Linked DNA regions of Homo sapiens: region 1 is linked to region 2. The links are chromatin loops, found by intact Hi-C in ENCODE. Cell type or tissue: CD4-positive, alpha-beta T cell. All regions are shown on one strand.

Region 1 (8,000 bases), 190 kb after region 2:
TCGTTTCTCCAGAGTTTTTAAGTGCTATTTCAAGAAGCAGCCCCCAATGTGTCAATTGTATTATTACACTCGATTTGTATTATACTCGATTTGTCTAAGACATTGTTAATGAGAGAGAGGCATATAACCATTAAGTGCCAGGACTACCCCTCATAGCACTTAACACCATCTCCCATACATAGTAAATACTGTGCCTGTAAATACCTGTTGATTCTAAAATTCTATCTTGGTTGTGCAATTAGCTTTCTATGATAGGGGTAAAGGTGCATCAATTTCTCCAAGTATTCTTGAAATAAAATGGAGAAAAATGTGTGTGCTCTCAGGTTGAAGGAGTATAAATGAACAGTTGCTTCAGAGTAAGTTTCATGGAAGATGTCACCTGGACTCTTGGGACCACTTCACTTCCTTCATATCCCTTCATTCTCCTTTTTTTTTTCTCTAACCATTTTTCATGATGATGCCATCTCTAACTGCTTCCCAATTCTCTGTTCTGGATGGAGTCGGCTCCCTGGCAATCTTCTGTGCCTAGAAATGACCTCTTTTTTTTTTCTCTCCACCTCATCCTAGTTCAAAACATTTAGATCACGCAGTACCCAAAACACTAGCCAAGTCATGAATCCTTCTCTTTCTGTTGGAAGAAAAACAGCAAGTTCCCCCTACTCTCAACTCCTACAACTGTCCGTGCATCCTGGAGACAGTGTTGCTAATAGTGGTCCTGGGACTGTCTGCATCAGAATCAGATACTGTGCCATCGAGAACCAGTGACTCAGCATCTCTAAGGCTGGGGTCTAGGAATTTACCTTTTCAACAAGCATCCCAAATAGCTCATGCACACTAAACTTTGAAACCAGTAACTCTGAGTTTACTTTTTTGCGAAGACTTAAAGTAAGGTTGTTAGTTTGGATTTTGAAATATATATATATATATATTTTTTTTTTTCAGTTGTCAGACTTTTAAAAAATTCTTATTTCTCTCCTAACCCCCCAGTACATAGAACAAAGAAGCAAAATCTCTTCTCTCTGCCACTTTTGCAGGATTGTTACAGATATCACAGAAGACAGCAAATTTTAAAAGCCCTCTTAACTAAAAATACGAGAAACAGAGAGACTGTTTCCCCATTTAGAAAGCAAGTATTAATGCTATTTCCAGTACTGATAATAAAACACTAAAATTCACAAAGGTTTTTTATATAGTGTTTTCACGTCTCTTTTGTTCCTCACAACAACCTTATTAGTGGCATTACTAGTTGTTAATATTCCCCAATTTGAGACTATAACCACCCAATCCTTTTTTTTCTTTAAGAGATGGGCCTCTCTCTGTTCTTCAGGCTGGACCCAAAACTCCTGGGCCCAAGCAATCCTCCTACCTCTGCCTCCTGAGTAGCTGGGACTTATAACCCAATCTTTGAACTCCCAGTTTGGTGGACTTTTCATTAGGATAAAATGTCTCAAATAATAATAGTAATAATAATAACAGAGATTTAACTGGTTTACACTATTAGGGACGAGGATGGTGGCCTTTGATCAAGTCAAATATAAGACTTCTGTTTGATGTAAGACTGTAGAATTCAGCCAGTTGGAAGCCAGAATTCTACTCTCCTTAGGTTAGCTTGTTACTTATTATTTTGGAACACTGCAATTTCCACTGTAATGATTTAACATTATTGATACATCATTCATGTACATTAACTTTCTACTTTCTATGCATGTGATAGGAAATAGTCCCAACTCTATGTGTTGCCAGCCTAGAACCCCTACCTTTCATCAACCTCCTTCCACACACTAAGAGGCTACAGGCACAGCTGGGGCTTGGTCTATTGTGGCAATGCTTGGTGGGGCAAAACACAAATGATAACTTTGTTGCTTATGAACAGAACCTCCCGTTTGGACCAGAATTTTGGCATTGTTTGGACAGAGGCAGATTTCCAACCTTGCAATTAGACATCCCCAGAGGAGTTGCCTTTAATATTTACCAAACTGGAGAAAGCCCACGAGACCTTGAGGACTCCTAGGAAAGTTTACAAAGCATTCTAAGTGAAAAGTAAAAGGGAAAGATACAGAGTCAAAGTGGGACCTGGAAAAGCCAAGGTTGAAGCTAGGTTGAAGTTTCACTGAGTAAAACAGTCTGGGTCCAGGTCTCTTCTTTGCAGTTTATTTTATTGGTGAAAACATTTTTTTTTTTCCTCAAGACAAAATATGGTCAACTTTATATGAAAGGTGTGTATAACAGAGTATAAAATTTTGAGTTTGGGGAGAGATTTCCAGATCTAAAATTCTGTGATCCTAAAACTGCCTCCTAAGCCTTTGCATTAAATTAACTTCCTTCTGATACAGCTATAAAAATACTAAAGTGTTCAATGGTCGGCATATTTTATTTTGCCCTAGTACACCAGGAAACAAATAAAGCCAAATAGTCCTTTCAAGAATTATTTAAATTCCTCGGCTACTTCTTTCTTGCCCACGCATTTCATATACACATAAGTAAACACTCCTGTGCAAAGTTACCCATGAAACAAGGGCTGCCAATAAATGCTGTGTAAGATATTTTCACCCTTCCAATTCATAATAGGGAAAGCAGATAAATCTAAGAATGAATAAATTGCACATTTGTTTTGTAAAAGACAAACAAAGTGTTCCTGGAACACAGATTTTCTTTCAACCACACCCATAGAGAAAAAGAAATCAAAGTACCCCTAGGAGTATTCTTCTAACACACTCTAGTTGGTTGTAGCTGGTTGGGTTACATATACGTTACTTGACTTCAGTCAACAGAAAATGATCTGTAATAAATTGCTAGTAACCAAGACTGAAATTTTAAACCATAATTATGATATTCTATTAAAATGTCATCCCATTCCTGAATTTCTCCTATACCAAAAAAAAGTGAATGCCTATTTTAAAATGAAACATTCAAAGGGAATAAGAGACCCAACATTACTAAACCTCATTTCAACTTCAATAAAAAGAACTTTGCCTATTAAAAGTTAATACCTAAAGTACACTGCTTGTAATGCTCAACCAAAATGACTCTTAATTACACGTTTTGTTAACCTCTCTCAATGTCAATTTTTTACTTATTTATATATTTCAAAGTCCGAAACAGAATTCCATAGCGAAACTGTAATTATAACATGAGACTCCACCCAAGCTTTTCAAACAGTAACTGTATACCATTGCTTTAATCCTCAGAGTTGGGCTGGGGGTGGGGAAGGAGTCGGGGAGAAAGGGTAAGAGCAGGCCTTCATTCTGAATAGCAGGTTGCTCAAGTTGTCTTTGTACAAAGAGAGATGCATGAAATAGCAAACACAATGAATTAATGGAGCATTGACTTTCAAATATCCATAATGCTATTTTTTGAAAATAGATAATGGCGGCCAAATGCACGGAGGCTGAAAACATAAATTCCAGAGGAGAAATTTGCTTTTATCTCTTACACAACAATTTAGAAATGTAACTTTCTTTTTCATTCTTGGGGTGAGGGGAGGCTTGTTTCGGAAACATCACACTATTATGCTTACTGAAAACCACTATAATCTACTTCTAACATCAGTAAGTTTTTTAAAAAAAATCTTTTAAAAAAAAACCTTCGCCCCAGGATTTTATAGAGCCTAGTGGAAAAAATATGCATGTTCCTTCCTGCACCTAATTACCTCAACTGAAAAATCTGCCAAGTATTTTGCCCTTTAGTTCTCTTAATCGTATTAGGGCAAATGCATTTGGATGCCAATAGAAACAAACATTTAAAGATTTTCACTTAAAAGATTCCAAATATGTATGAAGGCTAAGTTTGAGACACAATGTCCCTTGTGCTTCAAAGACAACATACAGTTTTCTTTCTCCTTTTTTTTTTAAAGGAAATATGAATGTGCTCACGTTATAAAGCTTGATGTCTAGTTTTGAAACAATTTAAGCAAAATAATGTCAATATGTGAGGTTCTCACAATGATTTATGCTTCCTCCTGTTACTTTATTACATTAGACATTCTTTTCTCAAAGCTTTATACTTTTCACTGTGCTCCTAGCAACCAACCAACGGCAAAGCATCAACTTTATATACCTGGCGCTATTCCAATTCTTACTGCTATTGACAATTATATTGAAGTTTCCATTTAATTGCTGCTCTGTTGTGACACCGAATATTTGTCACAATTAGGCATTTCCTATTTTCTGTCCATGCATTTTTTATTATTACTGAAAATGAAATTTTTATTCCAGAAAACCTAAGCATGAAAATTCTACAGATAAGAGTAGCTACAGCTGTTACTATCATTACCAACATTGTAACATGAAGAAAAAAAAAGAGAATATAATTTCTCGGAAGGTAATTTTCCTTTCAGTCTAAGTGCTCTTATTCATCTTGCAGTTACTCAATGATTTCCTGTTCTAATTACAGGACATTATACAGAAAGACATTTGTAAAAGGAAAATGCAGCAGAGCATATGACTAAATAGCTTGAATTGGTTGAAAGTGTTTAAAATTCCAAAGTTGTACATCAACTTTATCAATTCGTGGTTATAGCTCTATGTAAATGTGTACTGTGTCCTGCCGTATTTTTCAATCTCTCTTAAGGTAGTAAACTTAGTACCCAAAGTTAGTACACATCAAAGGGGAAAACACATTTGCAGTTAAACTGATGTTGAAGAGTTGGAGTCAGGGAAGATCAGTTGTGTGTGCGTGTGTGTGTGTGTGTGTGTGTGTGTGTGTATCTCCCTTCCTCATCAAAGCTGTTAAATTGGAGGCATGCCAAAACAAGGAGTGGAAAATATTAATAATAAAAATAAATTAAATGCCTGATTAAAAGGGAAAGAGAACAAGATTCCATCCGGAATAGAAATGAAAATGCCACAAACTATTTCATAAAAACAAACTGTGACGTAAATTACACATCAGTATTGCACTGTTGTGGTTATTTTGAGAAATGGTTTGTACTGTAAGTCAGCTGGTGCTGCCCCACCCTTAATGATTTTGTAATTCTCGACACAGTAAGCAAGTGGGGCAGCCCTGAGATTGCTGAGACAGAAAACAGAACTAGCCATACAGAACTGGCAATAAAAAGATAATGTACTTTTAACATAACAGAACAAGGAGATTGGCTTGGCTTTATTAACTAAAAAAAAACTACTTTAAATGGTCCCCAGCTTGCCATTTGTTTTGCTAAATGGAAACACAGATCTTCCCAGGATAGGCAACGAAAACATCACTGGAGAACTTAAAAAAAAGTAAATGTGGGAAAAATATATCAGTACATGGATGCAAACAAAACAAAGAATATTTCAAACCCAAAACCAAGGGTTTGAACCAGCTGTTTTCAAAAGCAAACCACTTAAAATAGAGGCATAGACAAATACAAAAATATGTATCAAAATGTTACTATCAGCTTTTGCCCTCACTATTGCTTCATCACTCAAGAAAAAAAACATCACAAAACTAAACTATAACCAAACACTGCTACCACTCTGAGTAACAAATGAACGCAGTGGGAAGAAAGCCAACTCCACCTCCAAGGTTGTCCCAAAGGGTCACTGAATTCTAAGCCACGACCGGGAGCCACTTTTTATCTTGAGAATTTTGCAGCTTATTGCCATAGGGTTCATCTTAGCCACATTTAAATTTAAATGTCACACTAGACAGGGATTATGCAACAGGTGAGACTTCATGGCCAGATTGACATGTAGGTAAAGTTGTTACCACATATGAGGTGTTATTCTATGGGGCCTGACTTACCTTAACTTGCTTCCCCGTCACATGGGTTAAACTTTGGCTAGAGTCAGCCATTCACTTTTTTTTTTTTTGAGACAGAGTTTCGCTATTGTTGCCCAGGCTGGAGTGCCATAGCGTGATCTCAGCTCACCGCAACCTCCACCTCCTGGGTTCAAGCGATTCTCCTACCTCAGCCTCCCCAGTAGCTGGGATTACAGGTATGCGCCACCACACCCAGCTAATTTTTTTGTATTTTTAGTAGAGACAGGGTTTCTCCATGGTATTTAAGCTGGTCTCGAACTCCCGACTTCAGGTGATCCGCCCACCTCAGCCTCCCAAAGTGCTGGGATTACAGGCGTGAGCCACCGTGCCTGGCCTCCACAATGATTTTTTAACCATAATACCAAAAGCACATAAGAAAACAACAAACAATAGACAACTGGACTTCATCAAAATTAAAAGCTTTTGTGCATCAATGGACACTATCAATAAAGTGAAAAGACAGTCTTGGAGAGGGGGAAAATATTTGCAAAGCATATACCTGATAAGGGATTAATAACTAGAATACATAAAGAACTCCTGCAACTCAGTAACAAAAAGACAAACCAATTTAAAAATGGCAAAGGACTTTGATGATTCTCCAAAGAATATATATAAATGGCATCTTAAAAAATGCTCTTCATTAGGGAAATGTAAAGCAAAACCACAGTGAGATATTACTTCACACCCAGTAGGATGACTATTATAAAAATGAAAAGAAAAAAATCCCAAGTGTTGGCAAGGATGTGGAGAAATAGGAACCCCTGTGCATTGTTGGTGGGAATGTAAAATGGTGCAGCCATGATGAAAAAGTATGGGACTTCCTTAAAAATTTATATACAGAATTGCCATGTGATAATTCCACTCCTAGGTATATACTCCAAAGAATTAAAAACAAGGACTCAAAAACAGTTATTTACATACCAATGTTGATTGTAGCATTATCACAAAATAGCCAAAAGGTAGAAACAACCCAATAGTTCCTCAATAGATGAACAGATAACAAAATTTGGTGTGTGTGTGTGTGTGTGTGTGTGTGTGTGTACAGGATAAATATTGTGATTCCACTTATACGAGGTATTTAAAAGTGGAATCACAAAACAGGGTGACTCATAGAGACAGAAAATAGAATAGAAGTTGCTAGGTGCAGGGGGTCTAGGAGGGTTGGAAGGAATGGAGAGCTATTGCTTAATGCATACAAAGTTTTTGTTAGGAATGGTGAAAAAGTTCTAGAAATAGATAGTGGTGACAGTTACACAATATTGTGAATGTACTTAATGCCACTGAATTGTGCACTTAAAAATGGTTAAAATAATAAATTTTATGTTATGTCTATTTTACACAACAATGACAAAGAGGGGAACATCTGGGAAGGGTTATATTTTCTGTGTAGATGCATGCTTGGTTGCTCTGGGGAGGAAAAGTGGTGTCTCTCCAATCCACAACTAGAATATATCCTGGAGGGCACAGAATCGGTGTCCTAATTCTTTGGTATCCCTCCTAGACCTTTGAGAGTGCTGACAAATGTAATTGCCTACAGACAGTGTTGCAGTAAACATCTGAGCCTTCTTCCAAAGGATAAGAGCAGTCATTTCATTAGTTCACCACAGGCTCTGAACCAATGACACTTCCTAAAAGGCTGAAGGAATCTGGAGAAGGTTATCTGCCCAACATGACTGTAGCCACTGCCTGGCAGGCCTTTTTTAGACAAAGGGTCATGTGGTTAGGCAGTCATCTCATTTTAGTGACTTTAAAAAATAAAATAATCTCGCCACTTGAGGAGTTTGTCCACCATGCTCTAAGTGCTGAGCCACCTCTGCAACTGCACTGACTTCTGGGAGCTAACATCTGTGTCAAGAGCACTTTTATAGGTTGCATTGTTTTCCTTCACCTTACCGCAGGGCTTCTGGGGCAGCTCAACAAGGAAAGAAGGGAAAAGGCCTCTTGCCTCTGTCAGTGACTCATCTTAAATCAGTGGTCTTCAAAATGGTGAATCTCTCCTTTGAGGGTACGAGAAGACTTTTTAAAGGGAACCTACATAGGGATGGGGCAGATCTTCAACTTAGATACTACTCCACTCCCTAATGCATCTGCCCAAGAATGAGCCAGCAATCAGAACAGCCCATCTCCTTCTTCACCCATCCTCCATCCCTAGTCCTATTATGAGCACTAAAGAGTCAAATCAAAGTATTGGTTTTGGAGATGCTTCCTTATTGATCTATCAAGGAACCTCAAGCCATAGCCTTTTGATCTTTCCCTTT
Region 2 (8,000 bases):
GTTGTTTCCATTGTAATTGATACCTTAAAAAGCATGAAAATATAGGGTCTACCTAAAAACTTGAAACTGTTTCATTTGTATATGGTTAGGGATTACTGAGAAATAAGGTTAATAAGGCAGATGTGGTCAGATCATGGATGGCCTTGAATGTCAGTCTAAAGTTTGCTTTTTTTCTGGTATGCTGAAGAAATTTGCCATATGGGCTTTAGTGGATTCAGATCACATCTCTGACAGATTCTCTCTGAGTAGTTGGGGCAGGGATAGCTACAGATAGTATTGGGGAGCATCCTCATAAATTGTATCTAGAAGAAGAAAAGCAGCCTGTAAATGCCACCACTACACGTTAAGTTCACCGAGGGCACAGGCCAGTTTTTTAGGCATGCTTTGTCAATATAAGTATGCTGAGAGAATCACACCTCACCTGACTTGATTTAAAAATTTCTAAAAAGGAAAAAAAAGTGGTTCACATATATCCAGGTCACTAATGTGACACTATTGACTTGATTTTTCTTGCCTAGCAGCTCTTTTGCAAGGGGAGGGTGACACATTAAATTGCATCCACCTGTGACATCTTAAGGTGACTGAATGTGTGTAATTCTCTTCAGTACACAAAAGGAAAGGAGAGGCCTGAGGGCTCTGAAGGGTGACACAGAGGGGTGAACAGATTGAAGGGAGGAAACTTTAGGGGCTTCAGGCAAACCTCATTTACATGTGTCCAAGGACTTTGAATGGAGTCCCTGATTTCTGCTTCCCTCTGAGGACTATTCAACTGAACTTTTTCCCTATGTTTTTTCTTTTTTTTTTTTTTGTGATTTGTGATGCCAAAAGTGTTCCTTAAATAGTCACTTACAAGAACAAAGCTGCCGTCATCTCTGAATCAGTCACTCAAAGGTTATCTGGGAAATCAGAATAGTGTGCCTGGTATACTTCAACATCTTTGTTGTATTAGGCAGCAAAGCAGCCCAAGAAATTAAGTTTAGTAAAACTTTGGAATAATTTGGAGATAATAATTCCACTTTAGACCGATTTCAACCCAGATCAATTACTAAAATAAAATGCTTAGGGTGGAGAACCCAGAAAGCTTTGGACTAAATGAACCACAAGTCTTATCAACACCAGTGAAAATAGTATGTTTAATTTTTTTGCCATAAACTTCCTGGGACGCAATCAATAACTTGTACTATTAATAAAATATTTTGGGAAAAATGTACTCAACCAACTTATTGCTAGTCCTCATCATATACAGGACTCTGCTAGTTGCCTGGGCATCTGAGGATGGAGGATGAAATTAGTTGGATTTATTCATAGGGTTTAGTTCCAGTGTCAGAAAAAAAAAATGTTTTTCTGACCAGTAACCAGCAGTAAAATAACCATTGTACAATGTCATACTTTTAGCAGCAGAATTGTATTTCCAAACAATAGTTTATGTAGACTTTTAATACATAAGACAGAGCCAAGTGGAACTACTTGAGAGCGGGAAGGGGTTGAGGAGCACTTGGCCTCCCACCATGCCTCTACCCCACCCCCACCCCAGCACTCTGAGAAGCTTCTCTATAGGACACACGTCTTCTGTCAAGGGGCAGAAAGCTACTTTCCTTATTGCTTTAATCTCCTTTTCATTCCGCTACTGCGTTCTGTCTTCCTCCGTGGTTGAAAAGTCTCCATATTTGTCATCTTCAAAACGAGATAAGGTTCCCTCATCAATCTTATTTTTAGTAAATCACCAGTTTAACTCACCTTTCTTTAGCAAAACCTAACTACATATACAGAAAGGAAACTTTTTTGGAACTTCTCACTCTCTGAATGCATTAAGTAGAAACATTAGCTGAATTGTAAAAAATGCCCCTAATGTAAAACAAAACAAGATGAAATGAAAGCATATACGTTAAGAATATGCAAGACTGAGAGCTCCAGGGCAGGGGAGCCAAGGCATGGAGCAAACAAAGGCAAAGGCACGATAGCCCAGCTCCCTCCCACGGCCCACACCATACAGTCTCCAGCCATTGCAGTGCTGAAAGCACACTGTCCTGGGTTCAAATCCTAGCCTTGCTACTTTCACCGACTGGCCTTTGGCAGTTCAACTTAACTCTTCTAAGGCCCAGGCCCTGTAAAATGGTAATCATAGGACCACTGCAAGAATTCAATAAGAGGTTATATATAAAACCGTAAAATTCCAAGAAAACAGCAAATAATCAATACATGTTAGCTACTGTGGCTATTACTATTATCCCAACCCCAGAGGTTGTTCTGGGCACAAGAAGCACCTGATATACTGTTTTGGAGACTCCCCAAATTGGGGTGGCTGCAAGGTGAGGAGTCAGCAGTCACATGTAACTGTGCCATGAATTCAGATGTCAGGTTAACCGGGTCTCTTCCTAAAGGAACCAAACCAAGAATTTTTTCCTTTGATGTCTCACCATGATTTGAAACTGAGTCAATGTCTTTGCTAAAAGCAATCTTTTTTTTTTGAGACGGAGTCTTGCTCTGTTGCCAGGCTGGAGTGCAGTGGCACGATCTCCATTCACTACTGCAACCTCCACCTCCCGGGTTCAAGCGGTTCTCCTGCCTCAGCCTCCTGAGTAGCTGGGATTACAGGTGCCCGCCACCACACCCAGCTAATTTTTGTATTTTTAGTAGAGACGGGGTTTCACCAACTTGGCCAGGCTGGTCTCGAACTCCTGACCTCATGATCTGCCCACTTCGGCCACCCAAAGCACTGGGATTACAGGCCTGAGCCACCGTGCCCAGCCTGCCAAAAGCAATCTTTGAATCAAAGCTGGAAGAACTGATGCAATCAATATTCCTTAGTTTGGGACTGACTTGGTGCCTGAGTACCAGTCAACTTGGAGGATCTGCCATACAAATTATGAGGGTTTTTTTTTTTTTAACTGTGGAGGTCCTATTTTTGATAGATTATAGAAATAAGGAGTGACAAGTCAAGCTGTCATGAGAGGAGAGTCATCTAAAGTTAGTACTGAAAACAGAAATTTGGCTGGCAAATTAGTTAGAAAAGGGAGGCAGAACAATGGGAAAATTTTTTGCAAGATTTCCTGGGAGTTGGGGATGGTGATGATGGCAGGGGCCCTGGAGTGACCGCTTACCAATTAGTGGTTTACCTGTTAACTTTGGCAGATGTTTTACCAGTGAATGGTAAGATTTCTAATTGAGCTTCAGGCAAGACTGTCTAGTGAAAACTATACTTCTATTTACTCTTCAGTAACTAACAAGGCCTGTTTTTTTCTTTACTTAGTTCTTATTTGAGATCTTGGTTAAGAAATTATAAAATATAAATAGAATATTAGCGACTTGGGTTATTTGGTTGTTGAGAAAGGGTTCTCTAGAGAAAATATAATTTCATAACTGCAGTACTTATTCAATTAGACTAGGAAGGCTCCTCAGAGGTAATCTACTTCAACCTCTTTCTGTAGGCGGAAGCCATGCTCCCAACCAATCATATTCATGAATATCCAGCCTCTGTTTGACATTATTCTTTAAGGTTGTTTGCTTTTAGAATTTTCAGCCCATTTCTTGTAAGTTCCAGTTCTAAGAAAGGCTTTTTTACATATTAAGACAACTCATTTTTCCTGAAACTTGCAATCTTTTCCACTGACTGCCTTTTGTGATTCTGATTGGTGGTGACTTTCTGGTTTTCTCTTTACCTCTGTGGGTGACTAAAGGTGATTTTTTTTGTTTTTCAGAATAATAGTAATCAACTACATAATCTCCAGAAACTGCCAGCAACTTCCAAATTCCTCTTCACATAGCTTCTCAAATACTTCATTAGAACCAGTGTGAAAAATTTAAAATACAATGTGACATTTCTCTAGTAGAATGTAAGCTTCATGAGGGAAAAGACAACGCGTCTCCTTCCTGTATTCCTAGCACCCAGTACGGCACCTGACACATAATAGTGACCTTAGAAGAATATTTAAGAGTCATTGAGTAAACATTTTGTAGAGCTGTCCATGTTTATTTTCCATTCAGTGTTTACCAGGTGTCTGCTATTTGGACAGTCACTTCATTGTTCATTAGTACATGACTTTGGTAAATATATCTCCTGTGAAGAGAAATATTATAACTACTATGGCATTCAACACTGGTATTTCAGTTACTCAACTAATCCACCCACTGATGGAGTGAACCTTGAATTAAATGCTTTGAAGAATAAAGTGAATCTTGATAAAAATCAAAGGCTGAAGAAATCTTGTTTGACAGAAGGCATGAACAAAAATGCTAAAATTAATACTGTTTGTGGAGAAACACTCATTCCACCGCAGACTAAATGGAGTTCATGAGTATCAAAATGCCTATGTGATCAAAAGGCAGAAACAGCTTCTTTTTACTAGGTCTGTTAATATTCCAGGACTCATAATATTGTGCCTACATGAGCACCTGTGTTTGTGGTAACTCAAAGTATTTGAACACCTTATCTCATCCAACCTCAAATTTCCTGTGAGGTATTTAAGCACCGAGAGCTCTTGGTACTGTTTTCAAGATGAAGCAGATGAATTAGAGAGGCTGTTCACACACCAAATTTCACAGAAGCCTATGGAGGAAATGACGGGGAGACTTACCAGTTAACACCCAGTTGCAGAAATCAATGTCAGAGCTTGAAAGGACCTTATAAACCCCTGATCCAATGTGGACTTTCCTAGTAAGACTTCTGTTTGCAGTGACTTGGTTCATTTCACCAACCACAAGAATTTTAAGTAATTTTTAATCATAAAAGTAACATAGAACATAGTAATACATATATACGTACATACATGATACAGAAAGGTATCAAAAAACAAAAACATATATTACTTCCTCCTCTAACATTCCAGTGCCAGTTTCCAAAGATTCCTATTACCCAGAGGTAACCACTGTTAATAATTTTTAATGTATATTTCCAAAAATTTTTTATGCATTTAGAAATGTGTGCATGTGGGTGATGGGTGCACCAAAATCTCAGAAATCACCACTAAAGAACTTACTCATGTAACCAAACACCATGTGGTCCCCCAAAAACCTATTGAAATAAATAAATAATAACATAATAAAGACTTAATAAAAAGTAAAATAAAAATGTGTACATGTATACATACACGCAATGACAGTTGGTCCTCAAATAACATCATTCCATTCAGTGTCATTTCATTATACTGTTGATTGGAAAAAAATTGATTTCTGCCCGGGGCCCCTGTCTGTGTGGAGTTCCCATGTTCTCCCCATGTCTGTGTGGGTTTTCTCTGGGTATTCTGGTTTCCTCCCACATCCCAAAGATGTGCATGTCAGGTGAATTGGTGTGTCTACATTGTCCCAGCCTGTGTGGGTGTGTGTGTGAGGTGCCCCCTGCTAGGGTATGGCGTCCTGGCCAGGGTGGCTTCCGCTTTGCACCCTGAGCTGCTGGGGTGGACTCTGGCCACCCTCAACCCTCATCTGGAATAATTGGGTAATAATTATCTTGTTTTTATTAATCTTTCTTAAAAGTATATATAGTTCGCATTTATTTCAGTGTTTAATATTAGAAGTGTTTTACTCTTTAGAAGTTTGGTGATGTTTTTGTGACCAGAAATATGCCATAGGAACTTAGCTCTTGTTTATATCAATTAGCCTGCAGTAATTTGGTTCCATTGTGTGTTTCCTTAAAGCTGAAGTTTCCAAGTACCTACTGATGACGTTAAGTGAGGACTTAACTTGTGTGTTGCAGCTCCTATTAAATTGCTGCACTTGGAAGCATAGTAGTCATTTCAAACTTTAAAAAGATCTTCTGCTATTCTGTTCCAATTCTGACCTTCTCACAGTTTTATTCATCTAGTAAACACCAACTCGATCCTTCCAGTTGCTCAGGTCAAAACCTTTAAGTCATCTTTGGTTCCTCTCTATCCAAAACACCATCTATCTAATTCACCAGCAAATCTTATTGAGTATATGTTAAAAATATCTCCAGAATCCAACCACTTATCACCATCTCCATTGCTTCCACCCTAACTCAAGCCACTAGCATCTGTTGCCTGAATTATTACAATAGCCTTCTAACTGGTCTCCCTACTACTACATAGCTTTCTACTGTCTATACTCAGGATAGCAGACAGAAGGATCCTGTGAAAACACAAGTCAGGTCGTATACCTTCCATGCGCAAAAAACATTCAAATGCTCCCCAGTTAATTCAGAGTAAAAGCTGAAGTAAAAGACTGTCCACAGTCTGCTGACCCCATTACCTATATGACTTAATCTCCTGCTACTCTAGAGAAACTTCACTCTCTTTGTTCCACATATACTGGCTTTTGCGCTGTCCTGAACATGCCTGGCATGCTCTTGCCTCAGGGCCTTGCACTTGCTGTTTCCTCTTCCTGGAATGCTCTTACACCAACTATCATCACTTCATTCAAGTCTTTTTTTTTTTTTTTTTTTTTTTTTTTGAGACGAAGTCTCACTCTTTCGCCCAGGCCAGACTGCTGTGGCGGTATCCCCACTCACTGCAAGCTCCGCCTCCCAGGTTCTCGCCATTCTTTTGCCTCAGCCTCCCAAGTAGCTGGGATTACAGGCGCCCACCACCGTGCCCGGCTGATTTTTTGTATTTTTAGTAGAGACGGGGTTTCACCGTGTTAGCCAGGATGGTCTCGATCTCCTGACCTCGTGATCCGCCCTCCTCAGCCTCCCAAAGTGCTGGGATTACAGGCGTGAGCCACCACGCCCGGCCTCAAGTCTTAATTTAAATGTAACTTTCTCAATCAGTCCTTCTCTAGCCCCTCTTAAAATTGCAACTCCATCCCCAAACTCACTCTGTATTCCCTTTCCTGCTTTTGTTTTCTCCTTAAAATTCATTTTTACTCATTTGTCTTTTTAGTTGTCTGTCTCTCTAAGGTAGATTATGTTTCTAAAGATGACTACAACATTAACTTTCATCCCACATGTTGTTTTCTAATGTGACATTGTCATTCTCCATCAAGAAATGGAGCCTATTTTGCCCTCACTTGAATCTGGGCTTCTGCCTTCCATCCTTGGGGTGCCTCCTCTTGGAAGTTCACAGCCATATTAGAAGAACAAATGCCCTGAGACCACCATGCTGTAAGGGGGCCCAAACTAGCCAGGTGAAGAAGAGGCCATGTACCAAAGCTCTGGACATGTGACTAAAGCCTTCTGGAACCGTCTGTGCCAACATCACCCATCAGCTGAAGGGAGTCAAGGAAGAGATCCAGTCAATACTAGATGGAACAGAAGAACTGCCAAGCTGAGCCCTGAATTCCTGACTCATAGAATTGTGATGAAATAAAGGTTGTTGTTTGAGGACACTATGTTTTGGAATAGTTCGTTAAGCAGCAATAGATTCTTGAAATATTCCTATACTATAATGCAAGCTCCACGAGGATAAAGATTTTTTATCGTTTTTGTTTTATTTTTTTGCCTGCTGCATCCCTGGTGCCTGCTGTAGTGCTCAGAACGAGGTAGGTGCTTGGTAAACATCTGTTGAATGAATGAATATATGAATGAAAGAGAGAGAGAACATAATGAAGAGAACATTACTAGTGGATCCATGTTTCTTTCCAGTGCCATGAAAAAATAGGATATGGAACCTAACTATGGCAGTAATAAGAGAAATTAGTGGCCATGGGCATGCTGCCTTGCAGGGCCAGCTTCCCAGGCTGGCCAGGATGCAGAGAACATTTGGCAATATATCTCAGGAAAACCAGTTTCACAGACATTGTCTTCAAACCTTTTCTTTTTGAGACATTAAATCAACCTTTTAATAAGCCAAATCATTGTCCTTTTAAGTATAAAGTAACACAGGCGCATGGTAAAATTTTATACAACACAGAAAGTTGTAGAAGGAAAAGAGTTTCATTTTACCCTGATGTTAACAGTTCCTTTGGTAGTAGTTAGAAAATGTCTAGGCATGATTGAGGCCTTAAGATTCATTCTATTTTGTTCTCTCTTTTTTCACTCTACATAGTATCTTAAAGAGAGTTTCCTAAAGGCATCTACAACAACAATTAGCTTTTACTTATTGAATGCT

Evidence for each region. A loop is a pair of places that touch in the nucleus more often than their neighbours do. Peaks named below come from ENCODE experiments on the same cell type or tissue, not always from the same donor. Only the 100,000 strongest peaks of a DNase experiment are listed, where the experiment ranks them.
Region 1: it touches region 2 in a loop (5-fold over the local background); 4 of 110 quality-filtered maps call a loop at or near these places.

Annotation. Positions count from the first base shown.
Region 1 is chr10:61,989,825-61,997,824 of GRCh38, reverse strand. The region is part of intron 3 of ARID5B (AT-rich interaction domain 5B); the gene reads right to left. Among named protein-coding and RNA genes, the nearest start is that of ARID5B, 92 kb to the right of the region's middle. In CD4-positive, alpha-beta T cell, no CTCF peak of the experiment used is centred here; DNase peaks (open chromatin) are centred at 3,494, 4,044, 4,944 and 5,584; H3K4me3 peaks cover 770 bases; H3K27ac peaks cover 2,128 bases.
Region 2 is chr10:62,180,086-62,188,085 of GRCh38, reverse strand. It overlaps a transcript of RTKN2 not described here. Among named protein-coding and RNA genes, the nearest start is that of LINC02621, 75 kb to the left of the region's middle. RefSeq lists an enhancer at 7,432-7,601. In CD4-positive, alpha-beta T cell, no CTCF peak of the experiment used is centred here; a DNase peak (open chromatin) is centred at 4,485; H3K4me3 peaks cover 710 bases; H3K27ac peaks cover 2,478 bases.